Linked DNA regions of Homo sapiens: region 1 is linked to region 2. Evidence: chromatin contacts called from ENCODE Hi-C or POLR2A ChIA-PET data. All regions are on one chromosome and are shown on one strand. The core of a region is the stretch at or near the end of the contact, and the rest is flanking DNA. Distances in the headings are between cores, read along the strand shown.

Evidence for each region. Hi-C counts contacts between places; a loop is a spot of excess contacts on that map. ChIA-PET counts read pairs that join two places held with the same protein, here RNA polymerase II (POLR2A). Pooled maps may share reads with other maps.
Region 1: a map of left cardiac atrium shows a loop between it and region 2 (2.2-fold over the local background). The contact joins the enhancer-like site here to the promoter of TRIM45 in region 2. A Hi-C loop is called at or near these places in 7 of 168 maps with a recorded cell type or tissue (Right ventricle myocardium inferior, cardiac septum, heart left ventricle and 2 more) and 3 of 50 pooled maps. POLR2A ChIA-PET finds 5 or more read pairs at or near these places in 3 of 52 experiments (PC-9, WTC11 and activated T-cell).

What each region holds. Positions count from the first base shown.
Region 1 is chr1:117,230,106-117,233,903 of GRCh38, reverse strand. No RefSeq gene overlaps it. Among named protein-coding and RNA genes, the nearest start is that of VTCN1, 21 kb to the right of the region's middle. Within about 2 kb of position 1,788, at least 4 of the 41 ENCODE cell types and tissues checked have a DNase peak (open chromatin) inside an H3K27ac peak, as active enhancers do; they include PC-9, where a contact is called at or near this core.
Region 2 is chr1:117,120,172-117,123,604 of GRCh38, reverse strand. TRIM45 (tripartite motif containing 45) reads left to right here and starts at 1,856. Exons shown (of 6, transcript NM_025188.4): 1 at 1,856-2,891. The coding sequence starts at 2,404. RefSeq lists an enhancer at 1,422-1,591 and a silencer at 1,902-2,091.

The DNA.
Region 1 (3,798 bases), core at 539-3,038, 110 kb before region 2:
TCTCCCAGTAGATTGTATGCTCTGTGAGGGCAGGGACCTGTTCTTGTTCACTACTCTAAGCCACAAGCTAGAATAGTACCTGGTACTTGGTAGCCACTTGTTGCAGGTTGGTTCTCTGGGAAGCAGACTCTGCAATAATTTGATGTGCATGACTTCTATTAGGGAGTGCTCTTAGGATCAACAGCTATAAAAGGGAAAAGAAGGAAACAGGATGGGGCAGAGGAAGAAGTTGAGCTGTGATGCAGTCTTGACGATAGCCCCAGCCAATCTCATAGGAGGCTCTGAAGTTGTTCCAAATTAGTGTATGGGCCTGAACCTTTATAAACCCACATAGACCAGTTATTCATGCAGGTTGTCCTAGAAAGGGGGCATGACTTTGGAGAAGGGGCTCTTTTTAGGTAGACAATTGTATTGTGTGATAAGGGCTGAGGGCTTGCTGTCAGCAGCACCCCCAGGAGCTGGATAGCACATCACAGTGTCCGTAAGAGCACCCAATAAGGTGTATGGTTGAACACATGAACTCAGTGAGATCTAAAAACAGAGTGGATGCAGTGAGGTTCATGACATGCAAGACAGAAAGACAAGGAGAACCAGGTCAGTGAATCCTCATGCCCAAAGTCCTCCATTTTCTTGTTTATCCATTTTCCTATTATAGACAAAGCCCTGTCTGGGTACTATAAGGGATCTAACATCACAGACAATGTCCCTGACCTCAAGGAAGAGAATGAAACCTAGGCACAAACATCCATGGTACAAAGCATTGTGATATAATTTACATGTATAGCACAAATGGGTGCTTATAGAGGGGAAAGAGAAGGGAGAGCCCTTCCCGCAGAGGGAAGGAGGAGGAAGGCCCAGGGAAGGCAACATGGAGGAGGCTTTTGAAGCCCTGAAAGAGAACTAAGATTTCGTTGCACAAGGGAGGACAGAGGGCAGCCAGCAGGAAAAGAGGTAGTAGAACAAGGGTTCAGTTGTAGAAAATCCCAAGCTTGGGGTCAACAGTCCTCTCTCCTCCTATGCTCTGATACTTAAAGGTTGGAGGCTTGACCACATATGAATCCCTCAAATGCCATACAACCCGTGTGTTCAGGTCAAATCCTGAAAGAGGAAAGAAAGTGCTGCCTCTTTGCCTGCCAACACAATCAGCCTCAGGGGCTAAATTTGTAGTTCTGTGTGACTTGTTCTATTTTTAAAACTGTAATGAGCCAGTAAATCTAATCATCCAAACTGTAAAGCAGTCCATTGTATTTGGGAAATGGAGTGTAATCTGCATGGAAAAGACCATACCTTTCTGAAGAGAAACCAATGGGATGTTAGCTGGGTCCCTGGTTTTAAAAGTTTAGACTCAAGTACGTGGTATAAAACTCATCACTAGGGTAATGTTACAGATGAAGAAACTGAGGCACAGAAAGGTGAAGGGACTTCCTCAAAGTCACACAACAGATCAGTGTTTGAGGTGAAATCCAACCATAAACACACAGTCCCTGCGTTCCTTGAACAGCCCTCTAAAGCTTTTGGTCAGAGCTCCTTGTATGATGTCTGCTTTCCTGCTTCTTGAATTAACCGCAACAAGAGCCACTGGCCAGCCAATCCAGCTGCAGGTCAAGTGGCCCCTCTCATCTAATCGTAACCACTGCAAAGAGGCCTGACAGCAATGGAGTCAGCTTGGAGTGTGTTTTCTTGTAGCTCGTGGATGGCAAGCCCAGAAATAAACTATGGGCTTTATTGTTGGAGTAAGAGAATGATTTACAAGGCCCTGGCAGGTCATCGGCCTTGGCTCTGATGGAAAGAAGGAAATAGTCTGGGGCTGCAATTTCAGGGAGTAACAAATAGTCACTTGAAACCATGGTTTCAGCTTGAGATTCCAACTTGGCTTTGTGTTTTCCTGCCAGTTAACTAATTTCTGTTTGCCTAACATAATCAAACTGAGTAGCAACTTCCTCATGTGCTTCTAAAACAGTCTCTTCCCCCACTCCCCATACTAGAAAGGCACCCAGCATTTTTTAAGGAACTAGACTCCTTTGACTATTGAACAGTGATCTCAGACTTTAGCTTGGAATGTGTAGAGTATCTTGTGATCAGACCAGGGACCAAGGTGAACACTGGGTGCCAATAGCAGTTACTGCAGGGTTTGACTTTCTAGAATCAAAACCCAGATGGGAAATGACACTGTCAGAAATTAGGCCTGAAAGATACAATGAGCCCACATACAAAATTATTCAAAATGTGTTATCAGACCTCAAGAAATATAGAAGCAGGTAAATGTTTATTATTTATTCCAAACGTGATGGCTTTTAACTAGTGAAGAGGCACGCCCAGTTTTCTTAGTAGCAAGCCACATGACCACAGATACCTGGGTGTGGACCACATGAATCCTTTATTCATAATTATGGGAATTCAAATGGTCCATGCTTGCCCTACAAGTTCTGGCAGGGACCAAGTACATACAGATGTTCAGTTGATACCAATTATTCTATTTGTCAGGATCCCCCACAATGCCCAGTTTCAAGATGAAACTTGGGTAGGATGAAAGGTTATAGAATTACACTCAGGCTCAAATATCATCATTAATGTATAAAAGCCAGCTAGTGTTAGACCAGGCAGAAGCAGTGTGTTAGGCCATTCTTGCATTGCTAGAAAGAAATACCTGAGACTGGGTAATTAATAAGAAAAGAGGTTTAATTGGCTCATGGTTCTGCAGACTGTACAGGAAGCATAGCTCTGGCATCTGCTTGGCTTCTAGGAAGGCCTCAGGGAGCTTTTACTCATGGTAGACGGCAAAGAGGGGGCAGACACATCACATGGAAAAGCAGGAGCAAGCAAGAGAGAATGAGGGGAGGTGCCACAGACTTTTAAGTGACCAGATCTCCCTGGAACTCACTATCACAAGGACAGCACCAAGCCATGGGGGATTCTCCCCCATGATCAAACGCCTCCACCAGACCCCACCTCCAGCACTGGGGATTACAATTCAGCATGAGATTTGAGTGGGGACAAATACCCAAACCATAGCAAGCAGTTACACAGCTGTTGTGCTTGTGTGATGGAGCTTATTAGATACTAGTGGCCCGCCAGCTTAAGGGTTAGGCAACTCGTAAAAACGTTTTTGCTTTTCTAAAAATCTTAGACCAGCCACTCCTTATGGGTCACAGTTTGGAGACTACAGTTCAACCTGTCACTTGTTAGTGCCTCAAGTTTCCATTCTCTCCATCATTCACTTCTCTATGCCAGACTTTTGTCCAATTGTCTTGTTCAAAGATGGATTAACCATGCCATTAACTTGACCCTTTCACATCTACTAGGTACCTGATTCTATCGTTCTCCGCATGGCTGCAAATCTCAATTTAATCATTTCTTACTATTCAGATTCTACCATGATGGCCTGGTGGTGGTGATGGTGTGTGTGTCTGTGTGTGACATACGTCATCTTGTTTCGTTCTAAAAGCAGCCATGCTCATTCCCATTTTACAGATGACAAGATGAGAGGATGCAGTAATGACATGGTAACAGGTGCCAGATGAATGCAGACCTCATAGGCCAGGACAGTTTAGCTCAAGTGGGAAACGACTGGAGGGTTGTTAGGAAGTACATGATGTGATCTGCCTTATGCATTTGATCACTGTGGCTGCCACTGTGTGAATAACAGACTTGGTGATAAGAGTATCGAGGAGCCTGCGAGGTACTTCAGAAGAGAGTTCATAGCTTCTGTTGCCCATTGCTAATCCTTGATCTTCACTCACCCAGCAGGCTGAAAGCAAGTGAGGGAAGCTTTGGTGCTGCCTAGGATAGCAAGATACT
Region 2 (3,433 bases), core at 607-3,106:
AATATAATCTTAGATATGGCATCATAAGGTTGTGTTCAAGTTCCAGATATGTTAACTTGGGCTGGCCATCCAAGACCTGGCAAGACCTCTTTGAGGCCATTTCCTTACAATATTGTTAAAGGTTAAATGAGATACTGCTAAATGAGATATTGCACGTGTAAATTATGAAGTACTTCTGAAACAAGAGAAGCTTGAAACTACTACCACAAGAAATGTGATACAGTATGAACAAGAGATGAAGTAAAGCACAGCCAAGCAGCAGGGAGGGTAAAGGTGAAGTTCAAAGCAAGAATATATAGCAAACCCAAGTCCACACAGTTTTTGTGACTTCCTCCAGCCTACTGGAGAGGCGAATGCCGATTTTGAGAGTAGATGCAAGAAGGACAAGAGGCTGAAAAAAATCTAGGTAAGGACTATTTAAAAATCTTTGGAGATATGCTTAACATTTGGAAATTACTTGCACATTTTATATAAAGGTGGCATTTGACTCATTGGCGTGTTATATTTTGGAAATGGCCAAACATTTCATTTTTATATTTTATAATGGTTTTTTTTTTTTTTTTCATATTTTGGGGTTAACTTTTTTTCAGATTCCATACTTTTAAAAGCTTAGGCTCCAGACACTATGCCTATAGCATGAAACAGATAATGAAGGAATCAAGTGAAACAGTCGCCCACTGGGTACAAATTAAGTAGGGAAGGTCATGAACAAAGAAAGCAGTGAGGGCCCAGTAGACAAGCTGACGCAACTGGAGATAACAACAGGTGGAGGGGAAAGGAGCAGCTGTTTCCATTTTTGGAATTTTGGAGAATCAGGAGACGCCTGGTAAGGCCAGAGAAGGTGGCCGTGTAATTATAAAGTTAAAGGGGTCGGACGTGTTCATCTTCCCAATTAGTTTTAAGCCCACAAAGGGCTTGTCCCTCATTGCCACCGTCCATTGTCTCACTGTGACCAGGCAGGAGCCCTCCGTGATTGACTGATAAAAACAGCGGGTCCAACTCGCTCAGCTCGTTTCTGTTACACAGGACTGTGGAATCCCGGGTGACATTCAACTCCTTAGGTCATCTGCACTCCCCCCGGACCGGAAAACAAAGCCTTCCCGAGCCCGACAAGGAGGGTGGCGCTCCCTGGCCCGGCCGAAGTAAGCCCTCCATTCGACACCTCGGCTCCACGGTCTCCCGAACCGGTCCCCGTAACGCGAGCCTGAGATGCCCTCACCCCCGAAAAATACCCAAAGTCGGGGAGCCGCGGGAGTGCTTGTACCCAGCACGCTAGGCCTGAGGGACCTGTGAGCTACAGTAAGCGCCTGAGGACAGAGGGGAGCCTCGCAGCCTCAAACCCGCGTGGAGGAGAAACGTCTGGCGCCCCCGAGCGGCCGAGACCTCGGGAGCCCGAAAAACGTCTCCCACTCCCAGCGCAGAGCCAACTGACAGTGCCATCCACCAATGGGAGAACCCAGTCTGCGTTCGTGGGACGAGTCCGAGGGCAGAAAGAAGGCCGTCCCGGCGCCAAATCAGCGTGGCTTTTTAAGAGGTCCTGAGGCCTCTCTGGTCACCACAGAGAGAGGGACAGTCCCTGTGAAACGGTGACGCTGACTACACTATGCCGCTCGCTCCGAGCCTTGGCCTTTTCCTCCCGCCGCACTCTAAGCCCTTCGGCCGCCCCGCCCACGGCCTTGTCAGGTCCCGCCCCCCGCGTGAGTGGACTGGCGAAGATGTGGAATTTCCAAAACTTATTGGATGCTTAGTGGCGTCACTCTGGAGGGCGGCGGGGCCCGGAGCGGCGAGGGCCGCCGCTCTCGGACGGTGATTGGACTCGCCGGAGTAGACCGGGCTGGGATTGGTGTGAGGAGGGGCCAGAGCCCGCGGGCGTCCCGGGCCGAGGCGCGGGAGAGGCGGTGGACACCGAGAAGCCCGCCGGCGGCTTGCAATTCCCTCACCCGGCGCGCGCCTTTCGCAGAGGGAAGGAGCAAGAGGGCCCCTACCTCATCGTGCGCGGGTGGGGTCGGCGCTTGTCGCGTGTGGCGCGCAGTGGGGCGGGCGGCGGGAGGGGGGTGGCAGTGGAGGGAGCGAGAGGTGCAGGGGTGACTTTGTTGGCAGCAGGACTAGCTGGAGAGCTAGACCTGGAAGCGCATCCGGGGAGGACTTGCGGGGCAGAGGAGGGCGTGGGCGTGTCTGGTGTGGGATGCAGTGGAAAGGAGGGGGCCCTCCTGAGTAGATCTGTGGGTGATTCCTTCGAGGACGCCTCGTCTTCCCGTCTGCCCTTTTATTTGTCAGCGAGGGAGTCCCCATGGTCTCTGTTCAAGTTCTGGAGACTTTCTCTTTGGGTGGGCTTAATCACCTGCTACTAAATCGTAGAACTGCCCAGGGCCCTTTCTAATATTGGTCACAAACGTGAGGAGTATGTCAGAAAACAGAAAACCGCTGCTGGGCTTTGTAAGCAAACTCACTAGTGGGACTGCACTTGGGAACTCAGGCAAGACTCACTGCCCCCTGTGCTTGGGGCTTTTCAAAGCCCCCAGGCTCTTGCCTTGTTTGCATACAGTTTGCACCACGTGTCTGGAGCAGCTGGAGCCCTTCTCAGTAGTGGACATCCGAGGGGGAGACTCTGACACAAGCTCTGAGGGGTCAATATTCCAGGAACTCAAGCCACGAAGTCTGCAGTCGCAGATCGGCATCCTTTGTCCTGTATGTGATGCTCAGGTGGACCTGCCCATGGGTGGAGTGAAGGCTTTAACCATAGACCACCTGGCCGTGAATGATGTGATGCTGGAGAGCCTACGTGGGGAAGGCCAGGGCCTGGTGTGTGACCTGTGCAACGACAGGGAAGTAGAGAAGAGGTGTCAGACCTGCAAAGCCAACCTCTGCCACTTCTGCTGCCAGGCTCATAGGTAAAGATGGGACACTCCATCAGGTGTAGCTTAAGAGCAGATTACAAAGAGGTGTCAAGACAAATCCCTCGGTGAGCAGATGAAAAGGAAAGCCTTCTCAAATACCGTGGAAGGTCAAAGAGCAATATAACAATGCAATAGCAAATACTCCAGTACAACAGTTAACCCGGTTAGCCTAATATAGTACCTAATATATAGCCTAATATAGCAATAGCAATAAACCCTTTCAATTTACAAAGTGCAGCTACAGTTTCCTTCAGTCATTCGTGTAGTGAATAATTGTACTGGGTGCTGGAGAAACAGGAGAATGAATATAACAGCATAGATCCTGTTCTTGATCTCCTTCGATCTTGCAACTCTTACAGAAAAGCAGGCCCTGTTTTCGCCCCCATTTATTAATTGGGGAAACAAGCTCAGCAATATTATGTGATTTGCCAAGGTCCTACAGTTGGTAAGTGTGTAACAGAACTGAGTATTAAATCCAGATCATTTTGACTACATTCCAGTAACCCATGCTGTGCTCCTAGAATAGGTGATGATGA